2 separate regions of the Homo sapiens genome follow, and region 2 is linked to region 1. Evidence: read pairs that join two places in POLR2A ChIA-PET (ENCODE). Cell type or tissue: endothelial cell of umbilical vein. All regions are shown on one strand. Each heading gives the region's core, and the rest is flanking DNA. Links, peaks and the distances in the headings are about the cores only. Region 1 has its middle 10 kb from the start of LINC00578. Region 2 overlaps LINC00578 (long intergenic non-protein coding RNA 578).

Region 1 (15,130 bases), core at 6,257-8,756:
ATGATATGGAAGATTGTAAGATAGAAGAAAACACTGAACACCTGACAAATTTTTTAGCTAATAGTACTCACCCAGCAGAAATATGGATCTCGTGAAGGTAAAGCAAGTACATCTCTGGGGTGACACTGCATAACAATCAGAAATTTCCACTGGCAGGAGACTATGCACTTTCACAAGCCAGAAAGCTGGAAGGTTTTATTAATTATCTCCAAGCAGGCATGAGTGTGAAGCTGAAATGAACTGTGGAGCAAAGGAGAATTTTCATCCAATTCCTTCATTCTATAGTTAAGTGGGAGAGCATGTGTACTGTTCACAGTCATGCGGTTGGCAAGTAGCAGAGTTGGGACATGAATGCAAACTGTTGTGGTCATTTCATCCAGAGTTCTTACTAAAATGCCATGCTGTTCATGCTTTTTTAACCCATAACACAAAAATATGCAGGAAATGAACATGCAACTCTGGGGCAATTCCCAGATTCGGAGTCATCTGAGCATCCTCCCGACATCGGTGGGTTCAGAGATGAAAACCGCCAAATCCCAAGATGTCTCAACAGAAGGCCTGGCAGGGCTTACATTCTGCCTGCAGGTAAAGCATCCTGGCCGGGATCCAATTCGATTGGTCATTTTGTATCTTACTAGCAGTTAAATATTTTTAGTATCTCCCCTGATTTTTGGGAGAACCTGAAGGTACCAGAGCATCCTGAATTTATACACAGCATCCACTCCAATTGTATGTGTAGGAATCAACATTCCTAGCTTGTTAAGGGCAAATTATTCAGGAAATATGGAGAAAATGTTAACATTACTCTGAAGAAAGAAACAGAGCCACCCCCTTATAGCTGCCTTAATTTTTTTTTTTTTTTGCCATAGCTATACATTCTCGTCACCCAAGCACACGAAATCTGGCAAAGGTAGCCCTTTTAATGTTTGCTTTATGATCTCAAGTAACTATCAAAACCACTATTGGAAACCATTAAAAGGGCATGTTCTTTCCATCCCGTACAGCACGCCATTCTGGCACCTTGTTTACTGCACTAACTGGAGGTATAAAAGAACAGACCACTGGCTTATTCCACACCTGATATAGAATTCCATTATTGTAGACCAGTTATTCAATTGAAAAAAAATCATCTAATCTGCCAGCCTATTGATGAAATCATGAACTCCTGCTGCTCTGTAATAAATATTGCATGTGTCAATTGGATTATAAGAGAGCCTGGAACTTTGCCCCTTGGCATCTGGCATAGCCCATCAGACTTAAGTTTCCCTATCTCACTTTGCTGTAGCAAAACTGTAGTGTTGAAACCTAAGGGCTGAAAGTTTTTAATTAGCCTTTAAGAATACACCCACAATACTGGCAAATGCCTCTCGTAGCAGGGGCCTTTAGAGATGATGTCACATTTTGCGTGGTGAAAAATTGGTCTCTGCTGTGACAGTTAGATAATTTTTTTAATGGATATTACATAAGTTTAGCAATTTATGACTTTTATCATGTCTTAAGCTTTGAACACAAAGATCGCTTTTTCTTATTGCTTGGGGTTTCATTGCTATTTTTTAATAACATGTTATTAGTGATTTTTAGTTGATGAATAAATGTAATGTCTTCTTGGTATAATGTGTGAGTGAGCTGGAAATGACCTGTCCCTTCTGATCAGCCACCATGTGGCCTTGGAAGAGGTTGGATGACCCTGCTCAAGGCGGAAACATGTAACTTCCCTAAAAGATAGCCTAGGTTTTTATACCAGAGCATTCTCTGATACTAAAGTTATAAATGTTTCTCACTCATTTCAATCAGCAAATTCTATTTCGAAACTTACTCCATTTGTGAGTTTGCCTGCTAAAAGATATAATGACACTTCAGATTCTTAATCTGTCTTCTATTTAAATCAGTAGCATTGTATCTTTTTTTCCATATAACTATCAAAGCAATCCTTAAGAGACTGTTCCAGGAAAAGACTATCTAAAATTCATTTTAGAAAGGCTAAATGTTGGATCTCAATGCTCCCTGTATGATTTGGGAATTTGGGGCATCATTGCTAACTGTCTGAGCAGAACACTGCACAACTTATGTGGGTTATTTTCTAGCTGAATATTGGCCTAACTTCACCAAGCAATTCAGTTCTACAGACCCGATTCAGACCCAAAGAGTAACCTAAATAGATTCCCTAAGTAAGAAAAAAGAAGAAAAAGAAAGCAAGAAAACCTGGTCAGTTTAACATCTCTTAAAGGAAATGTTAATGTTCTCTAGTAAAAGAAGATCTATAATGTGTTAAAGAAAATTTTTAAAAAGTTGAGTGATGTCAATGCAAAGCAATGGGGGTGTGGCATATTGGCAGGAGAGCTCAATTAAGAGTCCAGTGGTCTGGTCTCAGCCCTTCCATTAACTAGCTCCGGATGCTGGGCAATTACTTCCCTTTCTGAGGCTCAATTTTCTCATCTGTAAAATGATGGAGCTGGCCTTGGATCCCTAAGGTCCTATTCAGTGCCAACACATTTGAGGCTGTGAGTCTATAAAAGATTTGAGATGGCTAAAATAGGAGGAGGAGGCAGATGGTATATTGGGCTCAAGAGCTGTGACCAGGAAGAGCTCTGACTACTTCTTAAGAGTGATATGAACCAAGAAGTAGAAAAAGAAATGCAACTTTGTATTTATAATGGAAGATACATGGTACTATACTTTTGTCAAATCCATAGAATAAATACCAAAGGTGAACCCTAATGTAAACTATAAACTTTGATTAATAATGTGTTATCTATTTTCTTTTTCTTTTACTTTTTCTTTTTTTTTTGAGTTGGAGTCTCATCCTATTGCCCAGGCTGGAGTGCAGTGGTGCGATCTCAGCTCACTGCAACCTCCACCTCCCAGGCTCAAGCAACTCTCCTGCTTCAGCCTCTTGAGTAGCTAGGATGCCACCATGCCCAGCTAATATTAGTATTTTTAGTTGAGACGGGATTTTGCTATGTTAGACATGCTGGTCTCGAACTCCTGAAGATATTTTCTTTTCTTTTCTTTTCTTTTTTTTTTTTTTTTTTTTTGAGACAGAGTCTCGCTCTGTCGCCCAGGCTGGAGTGCAGTGGTGCCATCCTGGCTCACTGCAACCTTACAACCTCCGCCCCCAGGTTCAAGCGATTCTCCTGCGTCAGCCTCCCAAGTAGCTGGGATTACAGGAACGCACTACCACGCCCAGCTAATTTTTGTATTTTTAGTAGAGACAGAGTTTCCCCATGTTGGCCAAGTGTTGGCCAAGCTGGTCTGGAACTCCTGACCTCAAGTGATCCACCTATGTTGGCCTCCCAAAGTGTTGGGATTACAGGCATGAGCCACTGCACCTGGCCACTATTCCTTTTATACAACATATCAATAAGATTCTGGGGAGGGGGCAGGAAAGTTATGATAAAGGTATGATACGAGATGTTATCTTAAAGATATTAAAGATGCATTAATATATTAATAAAAATAATAACAAAAGAGTAAAACTAATAATAAGACTAAATTAAGCTTCCAACCTTAGATAGCTTCTTGTTGAGATTCACTCAACAAATTTGATTTCTGGAAGTCTAGGGACCCAGGTAAGTGCAAGAAAAGGTGTTTCTTTTAGTCATCATTTAAGCAATCAGTAAGCAGTAGGCTCTCAGCCCTTCAGAGTCATGAGCAAGACAAACATAAAGCCTCCTCTCATGAAGCTTACAGTTCAGTCTAGTGGGCAATAAGGACATTTTATAGTTTGCATTTATGGAAGTATTCTATGTGCCGGGCTCTGTGTGAATTTTTCTGGAGTATTTTTTATTTAGTTCTTGCTACAACTCTACAGGTATATACTTTCATTACTTTATTTTATATGTAGGGAAAGTGAGACACAGAAAACTGAAACAAATTACCCAACATCACAAAGCAAATAAGAGACACAGCCAAGACTCAAATGTGTGCCATATGATCCCGGAGCCTCTTGGCTGCTTCTTTGACACTAATAAGTCTTTAATAATAATTAGTAAAAATTAAAATAATAAGCACATGGCCAGGTGCAGTGGCTCACGTCTGTGATCCCAGCACTTTGGGAGGCAGAGGCAGGTGGATCACCTGAGGTCAGGAGTTCCAGATCAGCCTGGCCAACATGACGAAACCCAGTCTTTACTAAAAATACAAAAAATTAGCCGGGCTTGATGGGGGGCGCCTGTAGTCCCCACTACTCAGGAGGCTAAGCCAGGAGAATGGCGTGAACCCGGGAGGCGGAGATTGCAGTGAGCCGAGATCGCATGACTGCACTATAGCCTAGGTGACAGAGCGAGACTGTGTCTCAGGTAATAATAATAATAATAATAATAATAATAAGCACGGCAGAGGGAAGTCACCTGGCCCAGAGAGTAAGGGAAGGCCTCCTTGAGGAAGGGACCGGAAGAGGAGCAGAAGTTAAGCTGGCACAAAAGGGTGAAAAGCCCGAGGTGAGAAAGCTGCTCTAGGTTATTAGCAAATAATTACATTTTAATTTATTCACAAAAGCCATTGTACTGTTACCACACACATATGCCTAAAACAGCATTAAGTAAAGGTCCTCATATCCATTATCACGTACATATGCAAAAAATAGCTTTAAGTGCACAGTTTTTAAAAATTATTTTAGAAATTGCAATGGAGTACAAAATTATCTTTTTATGTAAATCCAAGATTAGACGATTATTTCTATCTAGGCTGTGCTACAAAGATATTCTCCCAGAATCATTTCTGGATGGCAGTTCCAGAAACCTGGAGATTCTGGTAATTAGACCTTTGCTTCCAAATGACAGGAGTTGGGGAGCCAGGGAGATGGAGTTTTTGAGGTGCCCAGTTCAGTATAGCGAGAATCCGAGTCCTCCTACAAGTGAACAACAAGAAACCACCACCTGCCTCTAATCTCCTCCTCAACCACTAGCTGGGTGCTCGCTAAGGGAGGGCAGGTAGGATTCTCAGTCCTGGGTTAAGGAGGAGTCCTAGAAATCAGGATGGAGACATTCTTGGTCACAGTGGAGCAAAGGAAGCAGGTGAGGTGGTTGGCCTGGGCCACTGCTCACGAGGGGAGCAGCCTGCCGCTGGCTATGACTGATGGGAAGCATGGATGTGCCTGGGCACACGTGGCTGTGCTGAGCCTGAATCAGATAAGCCTGGGTGTTTTTCTGTGTGAAAGGACAAAAATGGTACTCGACTTGTGTCAGGGCTAATATTTAAAACTACATCTAGAACCAGTTCAAACACACATTTTACAATTCTGAGTGCAGGACTGTTTTTATGCATTGAGCTCTTTCTTCCAGAAACTATCCTCCTATTCCTCAAAGAGAGGGAAAAGGTCATGTCCATAATTCTAGCCTTAGGTTTCTTTTTTTTTTTTTGAGACAGAGTCTCACTCTATCACCAGGCTGAAGTGCAGTGGCACCATCTCTGTTCACTATAACTTCCACCTTCTGGGTTCAAGTGATTCTCCTGCCTCAGCCTCCCGAGCAGCTGGGATTACAGGTGTGCACCACCACACCCAGCTAATTTTTGTATTTTTAGTAGAGACGGGATTTCACCATGTTGGCCAGGATGGTCTTGATCTCTTGACCTCATGATCTGCCCGCCTCAGCCTCCCAAAGTGCTGAGATTACAGGCGTGAGCCACCGCGCTCAGTCTAGGTTTCTTTTTTAAAAGTTTAAATGACTGTCTTAGCCCAAGCATTCCTAGAACACTTTGGAAGTTATTCGTAAGTCGTGACTTCCATTTGCAAGGATGAGTCTAGCAGGGACACATATAGCCTCAAGTAACAACACTACAATACCCAAGGACTCTACCCACACTTTCCACTGACCTACCCTAGAGAAATAATTTGAGGTTGGAATACCTACCTGGGGGTGGAAGGGACAGGATCTTCTATCTATTGAAGCCTGCTTTGAAACATATACTATTGAACCCTCACATCCGCCCCATCTCTCAGAGCCCCCATTTTACAAAAAAATAACACCATGGCTCAGCGGGCCTCCATCTTGACATGATTCCCTGTTGCTAAGTAATTTTAATACGTGTGCATTAAAGCAGGCTGAGAGCATCAAGGAATTTCACCAGCTCTTTCATGTGCTCAGCACAAATTGGTAGATGCTTCTAACGAAGTTAACGGGAGCAATGCAGATGCCTATACGGGAGCCCACCCTCCCTGGGGCAGCACAGGCTGCTGACTATATTGTGAAATATTTGAGTATACCAAGGCCTCTGGGAGACCCCATAAGTCCAACTTTCAAGGTACAGATGTTCCTCTACTTACTATGGGGTTCCATCCTGATAAACCCATCCTAAGTCGAAAATATTGTGAAGTTGAACCATTGTGAGCCTGGGACTGTCTGTAGTAACATTTGTGTCTCCTTCACCACTGAGCAATCAGACTTGAAATTAGGAGGAGTGGCCAGGTGTGGTGGCTCAGGCCTGTAATCCCTGCACTTTGGGAGGCCGAAGCAGGTGGATTGCCTGAACTCAGGAGTTCAAGACCAGCCTGGGCAACATGGTGAAACCCAGTCTCTACTAAAATACAAAAATTAGCCAGGCATGATAGTGCATGCCCATAGTCCCAGCTACCCGGGAGGCTGAGGCATGAGAATTGCTTGAACCTGGGAGGCGAAAGTTGCAGTGAGCAAAGATTGTACCACTGCACTCCAGTCTGGGCAACAGAGCAAGACTCTGTCTCACAAAAAAAAAAAAAAAAAAAAAGACATTAGGAGGAGTGAAAGGTGGTGGTGCCTAGATGTGACAGGATAGCCAAGGAAGTTAGTGAAGAGGCATCGGGGGCACATGGCAAGGGTGAAGAGGATAGATCCAGATGGGACTGAGATTACCCTTCGGCAATGAGGCAAGTTGGGGAGAAGGTTGATGGAGTAAAGATGGGAAAACATCTGTGAATGCAGGGCTCTGCCTCTCCCAAAGGAAACTGCAGAGCAGATGATAATTGACCTGTTAATTAATAATGAGAAAATTTACTTATTTGTTTCACTTCCCAAAGATAAATAAATCAATAAATGGCCCAACAAACCCTAAGGAGCTGAACTTGGCCTCATGTTCCCCTTTGTCCCTAGATCCAGCCTTTTATATCCTTTTTCACCAACTTTAGTATTTCAGTTATTAAAATCTAACACAAATAAACCTAGCTCATGAAAACTAAAAGTTTAAGCAGCAATGAATCTTAATTTGGACTACTTTTTTAAGGGTATTTATATGCGACATTTGCCTTATTACAACGTTTTATTTCTTTCCAGTGAAGAAAGCAGCTTTTTTTTTCCTTTAAGAAGAAATTCACACTCATTCCGAAGGCTGTGCCTATTTCTTATCTCCTTGAGCCTGAGTGCAGTGCAAACAATAGAAATCAGCCTGAGAACACGTGACTCCCTCTTCAATGGGGTCATAAATATGTTACAAGTAAATGCTGAAATAATGACTTTCTTTGGACGTCTTTTTTAATTAGAGCTGAAAGAGTTTAGAAAAAATAGTAACCACCTGGCAAGCCAGCTCCTCTTTGAAAGCTGAATTAAAATCAAATGAGAGAAATAATTAGGACAGCTGGAAATAATAAAAACAATAGATACCAGGCATGTCTTTGACAAAACACAACAAACCAGAGAGACATTACAATGCAAAATCTTAATTGTGTCATGGCTCACTAAGTCTCTCTCTTCCCCCCCGCCGCTTCAGTCCTTGATCACAATGGAGGGGGTGGTGGGGAACCACTGTATTACAAGATGTAAAGCCAAAAAGCAGTAACACTCTTATAACCTGAATGAGCATGACAATAAACAGAGGTAGTTGTTGCTGTGCGTAAATAGATACAATGCCACAATTTGACTGAATTATTGTTTCTCCTTTTTTGTTTCTTGTATAGGGTGCTAATTCTTACTTCTTGCAAACTGTGGATTAATACCTATCTTTGGATGTATGTGTCAAGTCTTAAATTTGGCTTTTCAAATATGAGGTTTATCTGGATTCTGTTGTCCATATTCAGAATTACTCCTGAGTAATTGCTGGCCTGAAAAAAAAAAAAAAAAAAAAAAAAACACACAAAAAAACGCACCCGAGATGAATTATGCCACTCCTCCAGAATGCAGATGCTTCTTTAGTCACTGCTGTTCTAAATAACATCTTTTTTTTTTTCTATTTTACAGGGTAGGAAAAGGCTATATGCCAAAGTGCTAACAGTGGTTTGCTTTGGGAAATGGGGTTACTGGTGATTTTTCATTGTGCTTATGGTTTTTTTCTGCATTTACTAAATTCCTCATCATTTAAAGCCAAACATAGTTTCATGTAAATTCTTCAATCCTATAAATGCATTTAAGAGGGGGGAAATGGCCCAGAAACATATGAATGACATTTAGCAATGGGAATGGAACACAGAGGAACGACGTTCACCGACTTTGCAACTACATTAAAGTGCAAATCGCTTGCCCTGTAACTCAACTGGAAGGTAGGCAAAGGTCCCAGAGTAAATCAGGACCCTTACTGACAGCATGGAGTGGAGCAGATAGCTCAGTGTGGATCTGGAAATCAGGTTATCTAGGTATTCAGTGAATGACATCCTACATGGTGGTGTGAAAGCCACTTAATCTCCTCAGTCTCCTTGCCATCAGACTATCTTCCTTTCCACAGGCAAAGCTTCCGTTTAAAGTTAATGGAAACTGAGAGAATTGGGACACTCTGCCTTTACTTTTTCTCTCTGTCAAACAAAGATAAAGGTTTTATTCAAACTTTTTTATCTGAAGAGGAGCACCACCTGAATGAAATGTGGTCATGATCAGAAATCTTAAGAATTAGGAAATTTCCAGACACTCACATAAATGATACAGTGCCCTGAAGAATGAGGGGGGAAATGATTCTGTACAAAAACACAGCTATATAAGCACTCTTCCTTGAAATAAAAAGGGTTTCCACATATATGCATTTATATAAGTAGTGTTAACCGAAGATTAAAAAGTAAAAGAAATTTTAAATTAAAGATTTCACTTCATCAAAATGATTCCGGTTTTTACATCTCAGGACATTGGCAAATGCAATTTCTTTACATTTGAATGGTTATGGATAGTTCAACTTTTTTTCTGGAGGTTTAGTTTGGATCTGACCCCTGTTTTTAAAAGTCTTGCTCCAGCATGTTTAATAATTGGGTTTAATCTCCCCATATCCATCCAATTTGAAAGGCATAAGAAGAAAGATTACTAATTTTTTGCCCAATCCTGCAATTAACTAACAAAAATTAATTAGTATTCTTAAATAAGTTATTAAATATCTATGAACCACATAGTGGTACTCAACACATATTTGTCTAATGAATGAATGATCAAATACGGCTCAGTTTTTTTCATCTTGTCACTAGATGACTTACTCTAACCTTCTATGACCTATGTGTCCCTCCTTATAAACTACAGCAACAGTTCCCACACACAAGTCAGCCTACAAGCATCAGCCCGTGATGAAATTTTTAACAGTTTGCATGGAGTGAGAGGAAGTAAATAAGGACAATATAGTTGATTTGTCATAAGGCTAAATCTATTTAATTTAGAGAACTATTCTGTAGTCTGTATGTCCTTTGCATTTCTTTGGAAATACTTTTTTTGTTGTTTTATGAAATGATAAAAAAAGATAGTAATTGTGAAGGGCTTAAGATATTTTACTTGGCAAAATATAAAATCCACAACCTATGTCAGTCCCTGATTTTTTCTAATTCTATTACTCCAAGAGCTCTCAAGGTCTGGGAACTACTGACTTAGAGAATGTGCATTACTTTAGGTACAAGAAAAAAGGAGATTTCTCTTTTCCCCACCCCCAGATTTGTATCCCCTAGAATTGAGACAGACTGTCTATTGTCTATTAGCTCCTCTGCATTGAGCTTCAAACTTTTCCATCCCCCACCCTTGTCCTCCTAAATGCAAAGAGGTAGCCAGATAACCACTTTCATTCTACATACTCACCATGTATTATTGGGTGAAATAATTTCCCAAATGCAATTTTATTGACTGTCTCTCTTGCAGTTCCTTCTAGAAAACTGCCATGTAACCAGTTTTAGGATGGACATATAAGCAAAAGCCAGCCAATTTGCTTTCTAAACACTGACCAGTAAGATCCTCTTTCTTCAAATCTGAGCAAACAGGACATAAAGATAGGCTGTAGTGGGTACTGAGCCCAAAGGCTATGATGCAAAGCTGGGGCCTATAGTGTCCTGCAAGACGGGCAAGCAGGGAGAGTAGGTCAAGAAAGGCACCAGAGAGAACTTAAAGAAACAAACTCCACAGAGACAGTGAAAATAGCCTCATTTCTGATTTCTAGTTCCCAGTTCCAGTTGGATTCTTTGAGTTTACTTAACCCCATCCTCCACCAACTGCCTTTCTGAACTTGAGCTAGTGGATTTCTATTCCTTGTCATTTAAAAAAAAAATGTCCTTTGGGAGGCCCAGGCAGGCAGATCACAAGGTCAGGAGATCGAGACCATCCTGGCTAACACGGTGAAACCTCATCTCTACTAAAAATACAAAACATTAGCCAGGCGTCGTGGGAGGCGCCTGTAGTCCCAGCTACTCAGGAGGCTGAGGCAGGAGAATGGCATGAACCCGGGAGGCAGAGTTTGCAGTGAGCGAGATCACACCACTGCACTCCAGCCTGGGCGACAAAAAAAAAATTGTCTCAGCCAGGCATGGTGGCCCATGCCTGTAATCCCAGTACTTTGGGAGGCCGAGGCAGGCAGATCACCTGACGTCAGGAGTTCAAGACCAGCCTGGCCAACATAGTGAAACCCCGTCTCTACTAAAAATACAAAAATTAGCTGGGCGTGGTGGGCAGGCGCCTGTAGTCCCAGCTACTCAAGAGGCTGAGGCAGGAGAATCGCTTGAACCCAGGAGGCAAAGGTTGCAGTGAGCCGAGATCGCACCACTGCACTCCAGCCTGAGCGACAGAGTGAGACTCCGTAAAAAAAAAAATTGTCTCAAATTGAAAACATGGACTAACATTCGTGTATTTGAAGAAAAAGAGATTTAACACTGTTTTTTATCTAAGATTGTTTTTACTAGACAATTTCTCTTATTTCTGCAATACCAAAAATATGCAACCATCAATCAGATTTCTTTCTTATATTCCCTTTAAACATTGTGAAAAAATGTTTTTCAGGCATAAGGAAAAGCCCAGCTCTCAGCCCGTCTCTTCATCCTGCCCCTGCCCATCCCCACCGTCACCATAGTGTAGGTTTGATCTTGTGTCCATCCCCAGCCCAGCCCCCTGCACAGATTGCATAATCTGCTTGCTAAGGCATAGCTCAGAACTTCAGAGTCCCAAAGAGAGCACATCAGTGACCCCACTGGGTAGAAGCCCCTGTCATTGTCATTTTCCCATTGAGATACAATCCAGAGAAGTGAAGGGATGATTTAATATCCCACAGGGAACAAGCAAGGGAAATCGCATTTTATTTAACCTTCAACCAGCCTAAAAGGTAAAATATTATCCTAAAAGGTAAAATGTACAAACACACTCAACCTCACAAGGCTTGCCTATGCTTTACCAAAGATCACACATCCAGTAAGGGCTGAGGCCTGACTTTGAGTGAAACTTATTAAACTCTAAAGTCTATACTCATTTAATAATACATCCTTCTGCCTCCAAGTTTTTCGTGGTCAAACCACATTTAAACCCAGATCACATGACTCCTGATGACTAAACAAGGGTTCTCTCCAGTCATTATTCTGGTGTTCTCCAGGAACAGCTCAAAGAAAAAGGTGTGGAGATGTAGCATTGGGTAGAAGATGAAAAGGAAGGCAGCTGAGAGCCACCTTGTTACTTCAGCCCTCTCTCCTCTTTTTCTTTAACATTTCATCAAACAAGGGCATGATTTATAAGCCATCTCCAGGTTGTGGCCCTGAGTCACTGTCCCTACCCAGTCCAACCCTGGGGGAGGCAGTCTCTAAGATACCCACCAATGACCCCCACCTGCAGGATTCATACCCTCGTGTTATACGCTCCCTCGCTGTACCAGGGTTGGTCTGGATAACCAACCCCATATAACAGCACTTCTGACAGTGGGTTAGTAAAAGTGTGCAACTTCCGACTTGGGTATTCTTTCTTTCTGTTTCTGTCTTGAATCACTCACTCTGGGGAAAGCCAGCTGTCATATCATGAAGACGCTTAGGCCACTTCAGAGAGGCACACACGGTGAGTGAGGAACTAAAGTCTCCAGCCAACAGCAAGCAAGGAACTAAAACCTGTCAGCAACCATGTGAGTGAGTTAGAAAACGATCATTCCCCAGCTGAGTGTTCATGTGAGACTGCAGCCCTGTCAAACAGCTTCACTGCAACCTCATGGAGACCTTAAGCCAGAACAACCCAGCTAAAATACTCCCAGGCCCCTGAGCCACAGAAAAAGATATCTGTGGCCTTAAGCTGCTAAGTTTGGATGTATTTTGTTACATAAAAATGGACAACAAATTCAAGTCCTGGGAAGTTCCTCCAAATACTAAACATTTCTCCTGCCTAGGCTTTCTCAGGTTATTCCTGTTGAAGTAAGTAGAGTTATTTTCCTTTGTCTCCATAAACAAATCATTGGTGTTAATCCACTGACTCCCCTCCCTGACTGGGGAATAAGCTCTGTAGCTGCTTCACAAATATTTCATTTGAAATATGCATATGGTTCTAGATGATAAAATCTTCAGAAAGCCACTACTGTCTGCTTCCTTTGCTTTGTCATTTTTATAGTCCCTTTAGTTTTCTGAATCTTTCCCTCACAATAAGTCGGTCAATAGAAACCACAGAATTTTAAGGAAGAGTTTGACTCCGCTCCTGGGCAGAATATTTAAATCATAGGTTGTTGTTTGTTTTCAGGTCAACCAGTACAATTATGCAACATAAATTCTTTTAAAGCATCTGGGACTTCAGTTCAATTTAAGATCCTGTGGGTTTTATTACCAGAATGAATGATTATAAAATACATGCATGCAAATGAAGAGATAAAAAAATTAAAGGGCATATGAAATTTAATGGATGCTACTTGTAATTCCATGCCAAATTGTTGCAAAAGACAGTGGCTAGGCCACCATGTGAAAATGTGGTTTATGGTATTTATAACTTGAGAATGCGATTTTAATAGTCTATTGCCATGGATATATATTATAAAACAGAGTAGAGAATTAAGTTTCTGGTATTAACATGTGGGGGAGGGGGAAGTTTTTACCTAAGTCTGTCATTGGTTTTATTGCCAAAATAGCTTGTTTTGACTAAGGTGATTCACTCCAACAGCACACCACAGTAAAAACTTTGTGAAAAATGGAGATTCTTTATTTTTGAGTGTTTTTATTCTAAGAGCTCATTTGGGACTAATCTAATTCAGTCAATATTTATTAACTGCCAAAAATGTGAAAGCTAATACATTCGAGGATCTGGGGGCTGGGAGTGGAGGGAGTTAAAATTGAAGCTAACAATCTCTACTCTTGAGAGAATCCCAATCTAGGGAAAGCGGTGGGCAGATGTGTGTGTAAAGAATCTGAACGTGGGTTGAGTAAATTATTGGAGGAGTCAAATAACAGGCTCCCACCTCTGGATTGCTCTCCTCTAATCCAGCATCCACACGGCTGCCGAGTTTTACCCAAAAGAAAGAATCCAAGTGTGTTGTCTTTCTCCATAAAGTTCTCCATTGCTTATAAAATACAGTCCAGACTCCTTAGCACCAGCTCTTCAACATTTGGCCTAAAACTACTTTTTCCTATTCAGATAACACTCTAAAGATGAATGCTTAAAGAAAAAGTTTGTTGGGAGGCCGAGGCGGATGGATCACCTGAGGTTGGGAGTTGGAGACCAGCCTGACCAACATGGAGAAACCCTGTCTCTACTAAAAATACAAAATTAGACAGGCGTGGTGGTGCATGCCTGTAATCCCAGCTACTCGGGAGGCTGAGGCAGGAGAACTGCTTGAACCCGGGAGGTGGAGGTTGCGGTGAGCCAAGATCGTGCCATTGCACTCCAGCCTGGGCAACAAGACCGAAACTCTGTCTCAAAAAAAAAAAGAAAGAAAAAACTTGACTCAACTTGAAAAGACTAAGGATTCCAGTACAGTTCTTCAAATAATATATGAACGTCCACTGTTCCTACAGGACTCATCTCTTTCTAATTTTTGCTTCCAACCAGGACAAACCCCTAAAGAAGAAGGAAGTCATGAGGCAACCAAGAAGTTGCTGGGACATTTTCTTGCAGGGACTGGTACAAAGGAAGGAAATAAAAGGGTGTGTTATTATGAAAGAAATTAACTAATATTAGCATCTCCTTTTCCTAACCCTTCCCATTACAGTCCCAGACCCCCAAAGAGGAGAGTGTCGTGCTTCTAAATATCTCAGGTCTTTGTATACTTCACCCAGAAAGAGAAATTTCTCTGGAATCGCCCGTGAATAGAGAAGGGTTGGTGAGATTTGGAGATAGAGAAAACTGTCTTATTCATTAGGCTGAAACAGAGAGATCAAGCATAGTGGAGACAAAAGTTGAGGAGCTTTAGGATGGGAAGGCTTTTGTTTGGATTTGAGTTTTCTTAGTGGATGGAAAGATCCCCCATGATAATAGACACAGCTTCCTCTTCCATGCTTCACTCCCAATACCACAGGATTCCTGTAGAAGGGGACACTGACAGCACAACAGGTGGTGAGGTCCACAGCAGTCAACAGGAAGCAAATGTCTGCCTGAACTCCCAGTGTCACCAGGCAACCAGCCTCAACACCAGCACCAAGTAGAAAGTGCAGAGTAATGACAGGAGGCAGCACCATGGCCTGGAAACGGGCATCTCCATTGTGCCCTGTGAGTACCAAACAAACCCGATTTCTTATATAATCCCCAAAAAAACGACTAATCAGAGATTGAGCTTTCTACCAGTCACATTCATGTGGGCTCAGAGCAAGTTATATTTGATTTAGAGAGACAAAGGAATGCACCCTCGATCATATTCTAAAACCTTTACTAAACATAGTTCAGAAGCTGTTTCCAGATAAGAATGCTCAACCCACTGGGTTTCTAGACTCCTAGAGACCCTTTCACATGCTAAAGCCCATATGCATGGGTCTATAGAGAGCATTCCATTATAGTTTATGGAAAAAAAATTATCCCCATTCCTTCTTCCTTATTTCTCTTTTAAAGGCACT
Region 2 (15,130 bases), core at 8,328-10,827, 110 kb before region 1:
TACCTTCAGCACTGAAAGTCTACAGCTGGCAATGGCTGTACCACAAAGATTAAAACAAGGCAATTCAGTAAGGGTAAACAATAAATTAAAAAAATCACTGAAATTGAATTAACTTGGTAGACAAAAGCAACCCTTAGACCACCAACAGTCATTTTGCAAATATTAATTTTTTAACTAAGGAACAATTACATACGCCTTGTCTCTTTAAATTAGATTGGAAGTTCCTTGAGGTTAAAACCAATGTTTTTAATTAAGAATAAAATTTCCCTAGGACAGATCATACTGCCAGATAAACGGCCTAGCAATAGAATGTGTTCGTAGATACATTAAAAAGAACCCAGGTCTTAGAGCTCTCAGGCCAGAGATTTTTCTTTCCATTACAATTTTCTGTCATCAAGGTTCAATGTAGGAAGCTTCTAGGAGAGACAATAACAATTGGGAGGAAGAAATCCAAGAGCATTGAAATAGACATGAGCTACACAAGGATACTAAAGTCCTGGTATTGACTCTTTTTTACCAGCAATATTTCTAGAAGAAAATAGCCCCCTCCATAGAAGTCTCTACAGAACACGTGGACAGCACTTAGTGATGAAGCCTGGGTTGGCAGCCCACATTGCCTGATGTTTGTATTGAAACCCTTCCCTGGCAGAGCCTGGTGCCCAGTGGTGCCGACTGGGCTGGCTCAGTGCTGAGAGACAGCTTCAGGGATGGACAGTTGCACTCTCAGGAGGTTGTATGCATAATCTCAGTTTGCAATTCTATTTTGTGAGAACAAAAGGGAAACAGTGGGCACTGGCTTGGCTGCTTTTCCAGATGCTTTTGACCAGGCAGGGGATGTAAAAAAGAAAATCTAGCTTGAAAAATGCAACAAAGAGAGAGAAATATTGTCTATTTTCCCATTATGTTTAGCTAGGATGTGGTCTACTGATTATTTTAAGAAAACTATTAACCGAGCTTTACTGTTTTCCTGTTGTATGCTAGCAGCTTCATGTAGTCTGAGAGTCTCAGGCTGGCTGTTAGAAGCCTTAGGTTTTCATCTCCAGTCACCACCATCTTGGCACTTGATTTCTCAGAGCTTCAGTGTGTCTATCTATAATGTCATTTTTAATTCCTGTCCTTCTCTACCTCAAACGGATGCTGTGAGGACAAATGAGATGGCTCAATATTACCTCCTTCCCTGTCCATCTGGCTCTCTGATTTGCAAGGACCACATCAAGTTCTGGACTAGAAAACAATAGAGTTGTGCCAGGAATGAAGGGAGGCAGAATGGAGCCAGGCGGAAGCCCAAAGGGACACAGAGGCAGAGATCCAAGGCCAGAATTGGAACATTGGATTAGCCACAATTTCACATATTAACATTATGCCCAGTTCCCAAAAATACACATTTATGTGGTTATATGAACATCTTTGAGTCATTCAGGATTTGGTTGTATTATCATTATTTGAACCCTCAAGTGCAAAAATATGAGGACTATATACTGAGATTTTCTTCCTTTTTCAATGGAGTATTCTTAACTTGTGTGGGCCAGGCCTTGAGCCCCTTTTTTGGTCAAAAGTCCTCAAAGGGAGTTAACTGGTCATTTTAATTCATTTGGGTCCAACTGAGGTGATTTTATAGCCCCTCCTGGCTTTGAAAGATCCAACAGACTTTCAGCCTCCAGGCAACAGAGGAGTGAGCCCTGGAAAGGGTCTAAATGATGCAGGCCCTCCTCCCTGTACGTCAGCTCCTTCTCTCCCCTTCTTTCCAATCAAACTAATCCCCTCACAATTTCCCAGAGGCTTCTCCATCATGGACACCCACAGGAAACAAATAAAAGGAACAGGACAGGGTGCAATTCTGCTCTTTGTCAGTGCTAATTGTGAGCCAGTTATCTGATCTGCTGTGACTTGCTCTTTCTGGAAAGGTGTGCATAATTTGGCAATAGAATTCCAAGATTCTCATTTATTGTAAATTGTGCCTTTGCCGATTGCTTTTGTCAGGGCTCCCCATTTCACCTCATGTCTCTGCTCTCCACTTTTGCAAATGCACTGATCTGTGAAAATGAATTAAACAGATTAAAAAGCAGCTTTTCTTATTCATTGGAATAAAAACAGCAAAGGCAGACATGGTACATCCTTGTACGTAACTCCAAGAAAAAAAAAACTACTTCACACAAGAGGGTGGCCTGGCTCTCTGGGGAGAAAACAAACCCACAAAATGCTCTGTGACTCAAGTTAAGCCTCTCCTATAATCTACAGTGAAGTTCTACTTAATGACAACCCACAATATAATCCAATTATTAGGCTTTCAGCAAACCAATACCATAATGACATCATATATTCTTAAAGTTGATCTTTATACAAAGCTGTTCCTCTTTTTAAAGAGAGAGAAACATTTATGATGTTAAATAACTCTCATCTTATAGACAGCTCAAGTTCACAAATTTGTAGAGCCAAAGCACCCGAAAGAAGAAAGCATATGCAGGTGTGTATTATCTGCAGTATGAGAAGGTTCTAGGTGCTGCTTTGACCCCACCTCGCGGACTAGGGCCAAGCTAAAAGCAACCTGCATAGTAAGGCTGGACTATAAGTGCCCCCAAAGCATCATCTTGGTACATCCTAGGGCAGAGTTGGGTCCCTATTATTTTAAGACAAGTGATACAATGGAAGGTTCCTGGAACTACCACACTGCACTGCTCCAAGGAGCACCAATAGCAAGGTAGTCCTCATGTTTGGTGACCTCTGGAGGTGGGAAGTGCACTGTGTGTGCAAACTAAATTGGTGGCCTTGAATCCCTTTATTAAAGAGGAAACACTTTGGTTTTTCTGTTTATTTGCTTAATGTTGTTTATTTGAGTAGAGGAAGGGCAAGAGGGAACAAAGAGAACACAGGAAGCACCTCTGTAGAGGTGCAGTAGACTACCCACAACGCCACCCGAGAGCTCTAGTTCTTAGTTCAAAACGAAGTTAGCAAGGTTTTTCTTTTCTTTCTTTTTTTTCTTTTTTGGAGACGGAGTCTCACTCTGTCACCCAGGCTGGAGTGCAGTGGCACGCGATCCCGGCTCGCTGCAACCTCCGTCTCCTGAGTTCAAGCAATTCTCCTGCCTCAGCCTCCTGAGTAGCTGGGATTACAGGCACTCGCCACCATGCCCAGCTAATTTTGTATTTTTAGTGGACACGAGGTTTCACCATGTTGGCCAGGCTGGTTTCAAACTCCCGCCCTCAGTTAATCTGCCCGCCTCAGCTTCCCAAAGTGCTGGGATTACAGGCATGAGCCACCGCGCCCGGCCAGGTTTTTTCATCTGTGTGTTGAATTCTCCTACAATCTGCTCCCAGGTTTGTCATGAGGAATAAGTGAGACAAAGCACAAAAACTTCATGGGTGTCTACCTAGAGAATAGTAAGTGCTCATGAAAGAGTAGTTACTGTCATGGTGATTACTAGTATTACTTTCTTAAATAGGCTTGGCTGAATAGAAAATGAACCCACCAGCCTCATCGGAAGCAAATCAGAGTTTCCCTTTTGCAAACAGGTAAGAGGGGAGATGAAGCAAGTCTTATCATAAGCAGCAACTGTCATTTATTTATTTATTTATTTATTTATTCATTTATTTTATTGTTTTAAAGTAATGTAAGTTTTATACATATATTTTATGATTTTTCTCCTTTCTTAATTGTAAGAGATTTGAATTTAATAAGGGAAAGAAGTTTACAGTGTCTCCTGCCTTTCCCATGTGATTCAGATTAAATGTTTGTTTTTTGTTGTTTTTTAACAGCTCATGTCTACAACCTGAGGAGTTTGTTTCTTGTTTTTTAATTTTCATTTCAAAAGGTTTTTGGGGAACAGGTGGTGTTTGGTTACATGAATAATTTCTTTAGTGGTGATTTCTGAGACTTTTGTGCAGCCATCACCCAAGCAGTGTACACTGTACCCACTGTATAATCTTTTATCCCTCATCCCCTTCCCACCCTTTTCCCTGAGTCCCCAAAGTCCATTATATCATTCTTATGCCTCTGCATCCTCATAGCTTAGCTCCCACTTAAGGGTGAGAACATACAATGTTTGGTTTTCCATTCCTGAATTATTTCACTTAGAATAATGGTCTCCAATTCCATCTAGGTTGCTGCAAATGCCATTATTTCATTCCTTTTTATGGCTGAGTAGTATTCTATTGTGTGTGTGTGTGTGTGTGTATGTATGTGTGTGTGTGTATATATATCACTTTTTTTTTTTTTTTTTGAGATGAAGTCTCGCTCTGTCACCCAGGCTGGAGTGCAGTGGCGCAATCTCGGCTCACTGCAAGCTCTGCCTCCTGGATTCAAGCAATTCTCCTGCTTCAGCCTCCTCAGTAGCTGGGATTACAGGTGCACACCACCACGCTTGGCTAATTTTTGTATTTTTAGCAGAGATGAGGTTTCACCATGTTGGTCAGGCTGTTCTCGAACTCCTGACCTCGTGATCTGCCCGCCTTGGCCTCCCAAAGTGCTGAGATTACAGGCGTGAGCCACCGCACCTGGCCATCACATTTTCTTTATCCACTCATTGATTGGCGGACATTTGGGCTGGTTCCACATTTTTGCAATTATGAATATAAGCAGCAACTTTTCAAGGAACCACCACAGTACTCTCAGACATAATGGCACAGAAACATTACTCCTTTGCTTTCATCACCATTTTAGACTTTTCACAGCATGCTTATATTGCTCTGCTGTGTTTCTCATTTTGGGTGGGACAAATTATCATTGGGTGGGACAAATTATCATTGGGTGAGACCATCTCATGCACTGTAGGACATTTAGCACCCCTAGCCCCCCCCCCCCCCACTCATAACAGTACTAATACCAATAGTACCAGAAATATGACTGGTATTACTGGGAGTGGCCAGGGGTGTTACATGTCATTAAGCTCAGTTACTGGAACAACCCAAATAACACCTTACACGTCTCCAATTGCTGTCTGGAAATAGAACTGCGCCACTTCAGACTTTTTGGTAAAGAAAGTATCACTATGTCCACTTCACAACTGGGGAAACTGAGGCATAAAGAGTGCCTGACCAAGTTAATTAGAGACCCAGACAGTAAAAACAAGTAGTAAATGACCTATGTATGTCACAAACGGTGATTAGCAAGTGGGGTGGGGCAGGGACGTTACTCTGAAGGCTTTTCTAAGTACACAGACACTCCCGTAGACACTCACTCCAGTGAAAAATCACTGTCATAATGAGTTATCATTAATGATGGGAGTGTGTTATACTCCTTAGGGTTTGAAGACGTGAAAATGATCACAAGTGCTAAAAAGTATGCAGAGTTTCTTTCCATTTACCTGGCTGTTACACCGGAAAATAAAAAGGAGAGGAAGAAGGCATAGGGATGGAGAAATCACAACTCTAAAACACCTGAATCCCAATCCCTGAAGGCGGTCCAGTCCCTGACCTGACCCCACACCAACTCCATCCTCACAGTTTTAATACCTTGCACCTGTTAGCAATATTTCACAAAACGGCATGTGCATTAGCATCCATAGTATCCATAATTAGTAGTTCTTGTTAAATGAATTTAACATTGTGTGTCCTCTCTTTGTCTCATTCTGTCATGTGGTATGATAACATTTAGATGCCACCTTTTTTTTTTTCTTTTTTTCCCGAGATGGAGTCTTGCTCTTGTCACCCAGGTTGGAGTGCAGTGGCATGATCTTGGCTCACTGTAACCTCCACTTCCCAGGTTCAAGTGATTCTCCTGCCTCAGCCTCCTGAGTAGCTGGGATTACAGGCGTGCACCACCACGCACGGCTAATTTTTGTATTTTTAGTAGACACGGGGTTTCACCATGTTGCCCAAGCTGGTCTCGAACTCCTGACCTCGTGATCCGCCCACCTCAGCCTCCCAAAGTGTTGGGATTACAGGTGTGAGCCAACATGCCAGGCCCTAGATGCCACCTTTTTGTTGCAAGTTATATTCCTCTGTTTTGTTGAAGTCAGTGAGAAAATATATTTCTCCATATTAAAATGTATTATCCTGCCAACTCTTCAGGAACATGTCTATTTTGAATAGGGAGAGGGACTGGTGTTCACTTGTCTCCTTCAACTTTGTGTGAAAAGGAGTAAACAGGAGGGTGCAGTGGCTGGACAGAGAGGACAGTTGGTTCCATCCAGTGGCTTTATTTTGAGCCTCTGAATAAATTTCCTAGCTTGAAAAGAGACTGTGGCTTCTGCTGTGCAATAAGCTCAGACTTTCTTTTTTGGAAGTCTTCAGAGCTGAAAGCCAAGTTTGACCTTAAATGCTCCGAGCCTTGACTCTTTCCGGTGTACTTTGTAACTCAAGTATAAAAGAACACCTGAGTTCTTGCTAAAGGAAATAGAGGCTTCTGAATTCCTTTGTGTGCCACAGAGGGTTCAACTTCCATGCGGGCTCTTCTAACACTTGGCTAACTTTTTCTATCTTTCTCCCCCCGCTAGCTGTCCTTTTCATTGCTTAGGAAAAGAATTTCAAAAGTATCCAGAATTAGAGCTGTAATGCATAGGATCATGGAAAACATTTAGAATGAGTTCAGCAAATCCACAACACACACACGCGCGCGCGCGCGCGCACACACACACACAAAGACCATGGGGGCAGAGGAGCAGAGGAGGTGGTAACGTCTGCATTTAATTCTGAAACAGCAACACAAAGTTTTAAAATCACATGCTTGGCTTTTAAGTCAAGAAATATTTTTGGAACACCAGCCAGCCATGTGCCAACCACTGGGTGAGGTACTGAGGAAGGGAGTTGGAGGGGAAAAGGGAGATAAAAGGCAATTCCCACCAGTCCCTGGAATAGGTAGGTAACTTTGTCCTCCTGGTATGAGAAGGGCCAAGGACATCTCTCACACTCCCCCAGGATTCCAAGAGCTGCTGGCTAGCCAGAAGACGAGAAGTAGAAGAAAATTAAAAAAAAAAAAAACAGACAATAAGGGGTAATAGGAGGTCAGGGGAAGGAAAGCTTTCCTGATAGCCAAGACATCGGCTTTTCAGCAGTCCTTTAGGAGTTCCTGATATCTAATGATAGAGGGACCAAATAACGTTTTTAAAAACTGGGAACATGTACCACTTCATCACAGGAAATTCTATTTTGGAGGCATTCATTCATTCATTCACCAAATAGTTATGGGACACCTACCATGCCAGACACTGGAGAAACACAGATATGTCTGGCTGAGTCTGTACACTCAAGTTACTTACTGACTCTATAGATTATTGTTCACACTCTTCACTCCCTCCATATAGAAGGAATACACATCCATGCGCTTTACCAGATAACCTGGCAATAATACTGCATCAGAGTAAGTGGTGCACATTTCTCCACACCACTGATGTTGGGTCTGGGCACATGACTTGCTTAAGTCAACGGAATGTTAGTGCATTTGATGTGAACCAAGGCTTTCAGTGTGTTTGTAAAATTTGCCTTGGCCTCTTGTGCTTACCATTTCTAGAAGAATAAATTGCCCTAGAAAAAACATGAGTGAGGAATGAAGAAGCATGCAGAGGAGACTTACATTCAATTCTCAAGCTAGAGTCCAGCTGAGTCCAGTCTCGATCAGCCAAACCAGAGTAGGCTTGCAGAGCAAAAAGAGAAATGTTTGTGGTTGAAAGCCGCTAAGATTTCGGGGGCTGTTTGTTTTGTAGCTTTATTATACCAATAGTTTATTAATACATTGACCAACGGCATGACACAACAAACAATGAAGTATGAAAAATTTTTGCTAGTGCCTTTTAGGGTGATTAGTGTTTCTGATTCGCACAGGACAGTCTGTTTTCAAACTGAAAGTCCTGCATCTCAGAAAATCCAGTATGGTCAGTCATCTTAGCGCCTTCCCACCTCCAATTTCAGAATCCTTTTTGCCTGTTGGTGCTAGCCATAGCTCTGCTGTAGACATCTGAGGCCCTCATGCTGCGTCTAATTGTTTCTGCTCCTGTCCCAGACCCTCACCCACCATTTCCACAGCTCCTCACTTACCTCTGCCCCATGAACAATTTGTCCAGCGTCAGACCCATGTATTTTCTGTCTCTCTTCAAAACTTGCCTATCTCCAGTAGTTACTAATTGCTGATAAAATTTATTTACCACAAGTTGTTAATGGTGATATAGTATTCCAAAAGATGTTTCTATTAAAACAAAACAAAACAAAAGTCTCCTGGAGTGGCAGTGCCTTAACCCAGGGCAGCAGACTCGGGTGCTGCTACTCTCCCCAACCTGAATCCATGGCAGAACGTCAGTAATCAAGTACGACACTGTTCCCATTAAGCCCAGATGCAGATTCAAAATCCTGCTCAACACAATGCTTTTGGTAACTGCTTCAAACATATTAGAGTTGGAACATAAAATGAATCCCATATGTCAAATGTGACTTAGGCCAGAAAAAAAAATGGTGGGAATCTAACCTCTTTTTTTTTTTTTTTTTTGAGACAGAGTTTCCACTTTTGTTGCCCAGGCTGGAGTGCAATGGTGTGATCTTGGCTCACCACAACCTCTGCCTCCCGGGTTCAAGTGATTCTATTGTCTCAGCCTCCCAAATAGCTGGAATTACAGGCATGCGCCACCCTGCCTGGCTGATTTTGTATTTTTAGTAGAGACAGGGTTTCTTCATGTTGGTGAGGCTGGTCTCGATCTCCCCGCCTCAGGTGATCCGCCCACCTCGGCCTATCCAGGATGCTGGGATTACAGGCATGAGCCATCACGCTGGGCCCTAACCTGACTCTATGTCTGAAGGCAGGTGGAAGCATGGGACGAACAGTACATTGAGAATCAGGCAACCAGGAATCCATTTCTGTGACTGATCAAGTTACCAAAATTTTCCTGGCCTCGGCTTCCTCATTTGTAAAAAAAGAATTTCATTAATTCCATGGCCTCTGGGCTAAGAATTTCTCTCTGTAATGTTAAGACTTTAAAGAAAAAAATAATTTATCTGGTATCTTCCAATTCTACAGGACTGTGTTTCTATGAACCCATACTAAAGGGTTTCCTTTAGACAGGAAAGAGCAAAAATAGCTATGCTGACAGGATCAAATGAGGCCACGAATTTAAAAATATTTTGCTAGTTGTAATGTGTTCTAGAAAAGAGAAGGGAAATGATTTTATGGTTATTATTTGTCATGATCATCTCATCTTCTAACCTCTTCCTTACTGTAGTCACAGGGCAACTGGATCTCTGTTCAGGGTAGGGGTGGCAAGAGCTCATGATGAGGATTTTCCTGTTGTCCCATTAAACAAACAAGGCTGGGTCCAGTGGCTTATGCCTGTAATCCCAACATTTTGGGAGGCTGAGGCGGGCAGGTCACCTGAGGTCAGGAATTCGAGACCAGTCTGGCCAATATGGTGAAAGCCCATCTCTAATAAAAATACAAAAAAATTACCCAGTCATGGTGGCAGACTCCTGTAGTCCCAGCTACTATGGAGGCTGCGGTGGGAGGATTGCTTGAACCCAGGAGGTAAAGGTTGCAGTGAGCAAAGATGGCGCCACTGCACTCCAGCCTAGGCAACGAGAAAGAACAACTCCGTCTCAGAAAAAGACCAAGCAAACAGGAGAAAATTTAGGAAGTCTAATCACCACACTAGAGTGTTGGTACCAGAAAATAAGTTTAAATTTAAGAAGGATGTAGGAGCTTGGCAAATACCTTAAGCCCTTTAAACATCCACTTATGTATCCCCAAATTGTAGAAACACTTACATCTCATTTTTAAGAAGGCCCAGCTGAATAAAGAGAATAATTAACTATGTTATTATGGGGATTCTCTACAACTTACCTAAAACATTTAATCTAATGCCTGCCACATTATGAGTAGTATACAACTGGCAATGGCCATGAATGTTATTAAAGTGGTGACTTCATCAATTGTCTTGTAAACCATCTGAAGAAAGGCCTAGCATAAGGGGGACGACATCCATGGTCTAGAAAAGGGCAGCCAAAGGGGCTGACCCAGGCCTCCAGGCACTGGGGAGTCGGGTGCCCAGGGTAGAAGGGGCGGCCATTTGGCTTTCCCTGCCTGGATCAGTACCAGTGAATCCATCTCACCCACCAAATGGATTGTTGTTGCTTTTGCTCCCTTGCAGGGATGCTTTGCCCAGGGTAACAGGGATTTGGCTTGGTTAGTACAGCTGCTCCTGGTGAGAGTTTGTAGGTGTCCAGCTCGCAACCACACTGACTCTGAGGGCACTGACAACTTTGGAGTTTAGACTTGCCACTTCCATGTAATTGGTCCTACACCAGGGTGGTGCCTGCACCAGGACGGTGCTACCACCTCCATGCAGCAAGCAGGCATCCCTCAGGAGAGGGCTGTAAGATTTCATTTACATGACAGTCTAGAAAAAGCAAAACTATAGGCACAAGAAATAGGCCAGTGTTGCCAGAGGCTGACATCGGAGAAGGGGATGGACTGCAAAGGGGCATGAGAGGACTTATGGGGGTGATAGAAATTGTTATAGGCTCAATTTTGTCCGCCCCTGCAACCCCACCTCAATTCATGTGTTGAAGCCCTAACCCCCAGTAGTTCAGAATGGGACTGTATTTGGAGATAGGATCTTTAAAGAGATAATTGAGTTAAAATGAGGTCTGTAGGTGGGCCTAACACAATCTGACTGGTATCCTTATGAGAGGAGGAAACCTGGACAGAGAGACACCATATATGTGCACACACAGAGGAAAGACTAAGTGAAGACACAGCCAAGAAGGGAGGCCACAGGAGAAACCGAGCCTGCCTGCAACTTAATCTTGGACACTCCAGCCTCCAGAACTGTGAGAAAATAAATTTCTGTAGTCTAAGCCACACCGTTTGGGGTACTTTGTTATGGCAGCCCTAGCAAACTAATACAGGAAAATCCTATACTTTGATTATGATCAATTATGAAATCAATTGTTTACCTTTGTCAAAGCTAAAAATTGTAGGCCTACAGAGGGTGACTTTCACCATATATAAACTATTCGTCATTAAACCTGACTTTTAAAAAGTGCTATCAGTCTTTTATTATTATTATTATTATTTTTTGAGACAGAGTCTTACTCTGTTGCCCAGGCTGAAGTGCAGTGGCCTGATCTTGGTTCACGCCAACCTCTGCCTCCTGGGTTCAAGTGATTCTATTGCTTCAGCCTCCTGAGTAGCTGGGACTACAGGCGTGCACCCCCACACCAGGCTAATTTTTGTATTTTTAGTAGAGTCAGGGTTTCACCATGTTGACCAGGCTGGTTTCGAACTCCTGGCCTCAGGTGATCTGCCTGTCTTCCAAAGTGCTGTGCCTAGAGGTATGAGCCACCACATTCAGCTTACCAGTCATATTTTTAAAGTTTGGCATCATAGTAAATAATAATGATAGCAATAACAATATCTCTGTGAAGAATTTTCTGAATATAATGGAAAATTCACAATTAAGTTAAATAATAAGCAAATATTATTCTTAAACTTTTATTTTGCTTAATTTTTCAAATGCAACAGTTTTACAAAGATGGTAATTATGATATAATGCAATCTCCATTGTAATGTTCTTCTGTATAAGTAATTTGTGTATGAGCATTTGCTGGCTTAAAAAAGATATAATCATCCTGAAAGCTATGTAGCTAAGGTACTCTCTATTAATATCAATATTAACTGTCAACCTGTAGTCTTATTTACTTGAAGTTTCTTAATTGTTTTGTTTATAAAATTAACTACATTCATAATCCCCATTCATAATTGCAATATTGTACTCTTGCAATAATAAACATACTTTTTTATGTATTTTAAATTTTAAATGGACAGAGAATTTCAATATATAAAGCATATTACATATAGAATGTTTTTACCTGTATTTTAATGTAATTATTCAGATGGGCATGCTTTGTTCCTCTTACTAATTTTTTATGCCAATTATGCATGATGATAAATAATACGATCAGGCTGTCATTGATCATCTCAGGTTCAGAGATACCATCAATAACGCAGAAGTGGGACATTTGTTTACTCAGCCTTTAAAGGCTATGGCCAAAACTAAAGCCAAATAGAGAGTTTGGCCAAATACTGTACAAAGATTGAAGCAAAATTTCAGTGCATTTCTATATGAAATGAATAGAAACAAAATGAATTGAACTACAGCATAAGTTAATGAGACTAAAGATAAACAGTGAATCTGTAAATGCAAGAGGACATACTTCATCATTTTTTTAGATGAGAAAAAGCACCGACATTATAAGTGTGTATTTCTCATTCTTTGAAACAGAAGTGTAAATACACATGCTCCAGGAATGATCACTGCTGTAATCCTAAACACCTAGTCTTCCAATACAAAAATTCAGCCTCCCATGTGTAACTGACCCTTGCCTTGACAGATTTCTGAAACTATAGTTCAGAAACTATTGCAACCAGAGTTGCTAGGGAGTAACTTTGCCCTTTCCTGCCTAGTGATTTCTTTGGGGGAACAACTCATAATTTACAAGATATTTTCAGCAAGGCAGCCCGGCCTGCAGGACTGGGACCCTTCCTGAGCCCACCTGTAACTTCATGACAAATGCTTTAATAATCTGCCTGTTTGCTGCTTCTCGCCCTTCAGTGCTTTGCTCTAAAGACATTTGTTTTTTAAATCTATCTGAGGAAAAAGCCCTGGATAATGCAGCTTTTTCCATGATTCTCTCCACGGCCTGCCCACAGGTCAGTATTCAAGATGCCAGTGCCTCAGAGCCTAATTATTAGATGACATATTTCCTCCCGAGGCGGCACAAGCTGTTTCTTCCTTTCATAAGGTAAAAATGTGTGGACTAATCCATAATCAAACAAGGAGGGAAAATCTCTACTTAGCATAAGCACAGTCCAGAACAAAAGTTCTAACACCAATTAGTAACAATATGAATTTAAATCAGAATAGCCAATTTGCCAGTATGAAAATCCCAACCAGGAAAATGTTTCTTCCTTTTCTACAATAACAGCCCCCTCATGTACAAATAGTAGAGTGCCAGAGAGTTAGAGATCCTCTATTGGTATTTTAAAATTCTTCTATGCATAGCCATTGTCTTCATTGCAGCAACCAACCAGGGTGTTGCTGGGCAGGAGAATGTGCAAAATTATCCCAGCAGGTCATCTAATAGTGAACATGACTATGATATGGGGGCTAGCTGGAACAGCCATAAAGCTAAGATAGTACTCAGTAGAAAGAGCAGGGGGATCGGCCAGGCATGGTGGCTCATGCCTGTAATCCCAGCACATTGGGAGCCCAAGGCAGGTGGATCACCTGAGTTCGGGGGTTTGAGACCACCAGCCTGGCCAACATAGTGAAACCCCGTCTCTACTAAAAATACCTAAATTAGCTGGGTGTGGTGGTGTGCATCTCTGGTCCCAGCTACTCAGGAGGCTGAGGCAGGAGAATCGCTTGAACCCAGAAGGTGGAGGTTGCAGTGAGCCGAGATTGCACCATTGCACTCCAAACTGGGTGAGAAGAGCGAAACTCTGTCTCCAAAAAAATGAAAGAAAGAAAGAGAAGGAAAGAAAGAAAGAAAGAAAGAAAGAAAGAAAGAAAGAAAGAAGAGAGAGAAGAGAAAGAAGAGAAGAGAAGAGAAGGATTCATGAAGTTCTAGTCCACCTCTTCCTCAACACAGCTGTGAGGCAAGGAGCAAGTCATTTGCCCTTTCTGAGCCTCAGTTTCCTCATTGTAAAATGGCAAAAGTAATATGTGAAATGTCTTGGGAATTAAAGTGCCACTCAAATGTAGGAGATGATTAGTAACAGAATCATAGGACAGTTTTCCATTGAGCCCAAAGGTACGAGCAGCACAGTCCCTACCTAATTTGGTGCTATGGTGCAGCTATGGCTAAGAGTCGATGCAAATGGAACCCTCATGGGTGTTACCAACTGTATCCTCGCAAGAGTAGTTTTCGTCTCCCTGCACCTTAGGCCTTCAGAAATGAGTTTTTCCAAATATTGTTTGAAATCACAGAAAGAATTCACAACCAGAGTATATATACCTGCTTCTTTGAATAAGTGCTTCTTCTCTTACAAGCACTGAATCTAAGATCTGAGGCTAAAGATGGGTGAAACTCTTCCTCATACTCTCTAGGGATAAAGTAGTGGCATTCTTCATGTAAAATGGACTCTCTCCATTGGCCCCATGTAGTATAATGTTCAGATTTACAAATTTGTATTTTATTCCCTCCAATGAATGCATAGCAATATATAATACAGATAGATCCAGTTAAAGACACTTTCAGACCCTGAGTGACTGAGTTTAAAAAGTCAAACACAGAAATTAGACAAATGATATATGTGAAGTAAAGAGAATTTGGAAGCATTGATCAACAAAGAGGATATATTAAATATAGAGATGAAGAAAAGTAACTTGAACTGAATGAAAGAACAATGAAAATGTTACACAACATTTTAAAAGAGGCACCAATGACAAACATTGGTTGAGTAAATAATTATCTTAGGGAAAAAGTCAGGAGAGCACCTTAATTAAATTACTTAATTTAATTAAAGAGTTTCATTAACTTATTAAAACCTTCAAAAATCCATGGGTTTCCTCTAACAAAGCCTGCTGAAGCCCACTGTGGGCGGGATGCTGTGCTCTCAGTGGAAGGGTAATGCCAGAGAAGAAGATGGAGGAGAACTGGGTTTGAGCCCCAGTGTTATCCTTTGCTGCAGGACTTTAAGCAAGGTGCTCAGCTTCTCTGGGTCTGGTTTCTACAACTGCAAGATGTGTGATTAGACTAGATTAAAAGTAGCAAACTGGAGATCAAAAGGCTGCTCTCCAAATGAACCATAACAAAAACATTTTGGAAACTACATAAAAATCAAGACTGCTGGATTTTCCTGAAAAGTTAGAGTAGCCCCTCACTTTGGTTAGCCTTACTGTACGCAATAATAGGCTGGAGCTGATTGTCTTTCTGCCAGGGGAAAGTATAGTTCCCTAGTGGTATGTGGAGTCAGCAAATGTCTGCTTACACAATTACACTTTGCCCTGCTTCACTCACTTAAATTACCTGCCCGGGCCTGGGAGCATTTACATTTGTACCACTGAATAGCTGTTCTCCATCATCCCATTTGGTCTTCAGACTCCATAATCCTTTAAAGCTCTGCACCTGGAATGAAAAATCCAGCACAGTGAATTCTCGTCTTACTCTCTAATTTCAATCATCCCACCAGTTGGAGAAAAGCACTTAGAGAT

The links. ChIA-PET counts read pairs that join two places held together with the same protein. Peaks named below come from ENCODE experiments on the same cell type or tissue, not always from the same donor. Only the 100,000 strongest peaks of a DNase experiment are listed, where the experiment ranks them.
Region 2: POLR2A ChIA-PET joins it to region 1 with 5 read pairs; 3 of 35 experiments call an interaction of 5 or more read pairs at or near these places.

Annotation. Positions count from the first base shown.
Region 1 is chr3:177,424,271-177,439,400 of GRCh38, reverse strand. No RefSeq gene overlaps it. Among named protein-coding and RNA genes, the nearest start is that of LINC00578, 10 kb to the left of the region's middle. In endothelial cell of umbilical vein, for the core only: no CTCF peak of the experiment used is centred there; a DNase peak (open chromatin) is centred at 7,360.
Region 2 is chr3:177,539,309-177,554,438 of GRCh38, reverse strand. LINC00578 (long intergenic non-protein coding RNA 578) reads right to left here. Exons shown (of 4, transcript NR_047568.1): 2 at 14,946-15,044. Among named protein-coding and RNA genes, the nearest start is that of LINC00578, 100 kb to the right of the region's middle. In endothelial cell of umbilical vein, for the core only: no CTCF peak of the experiment used is centred there; no DNase peak of the experiment used is centred there.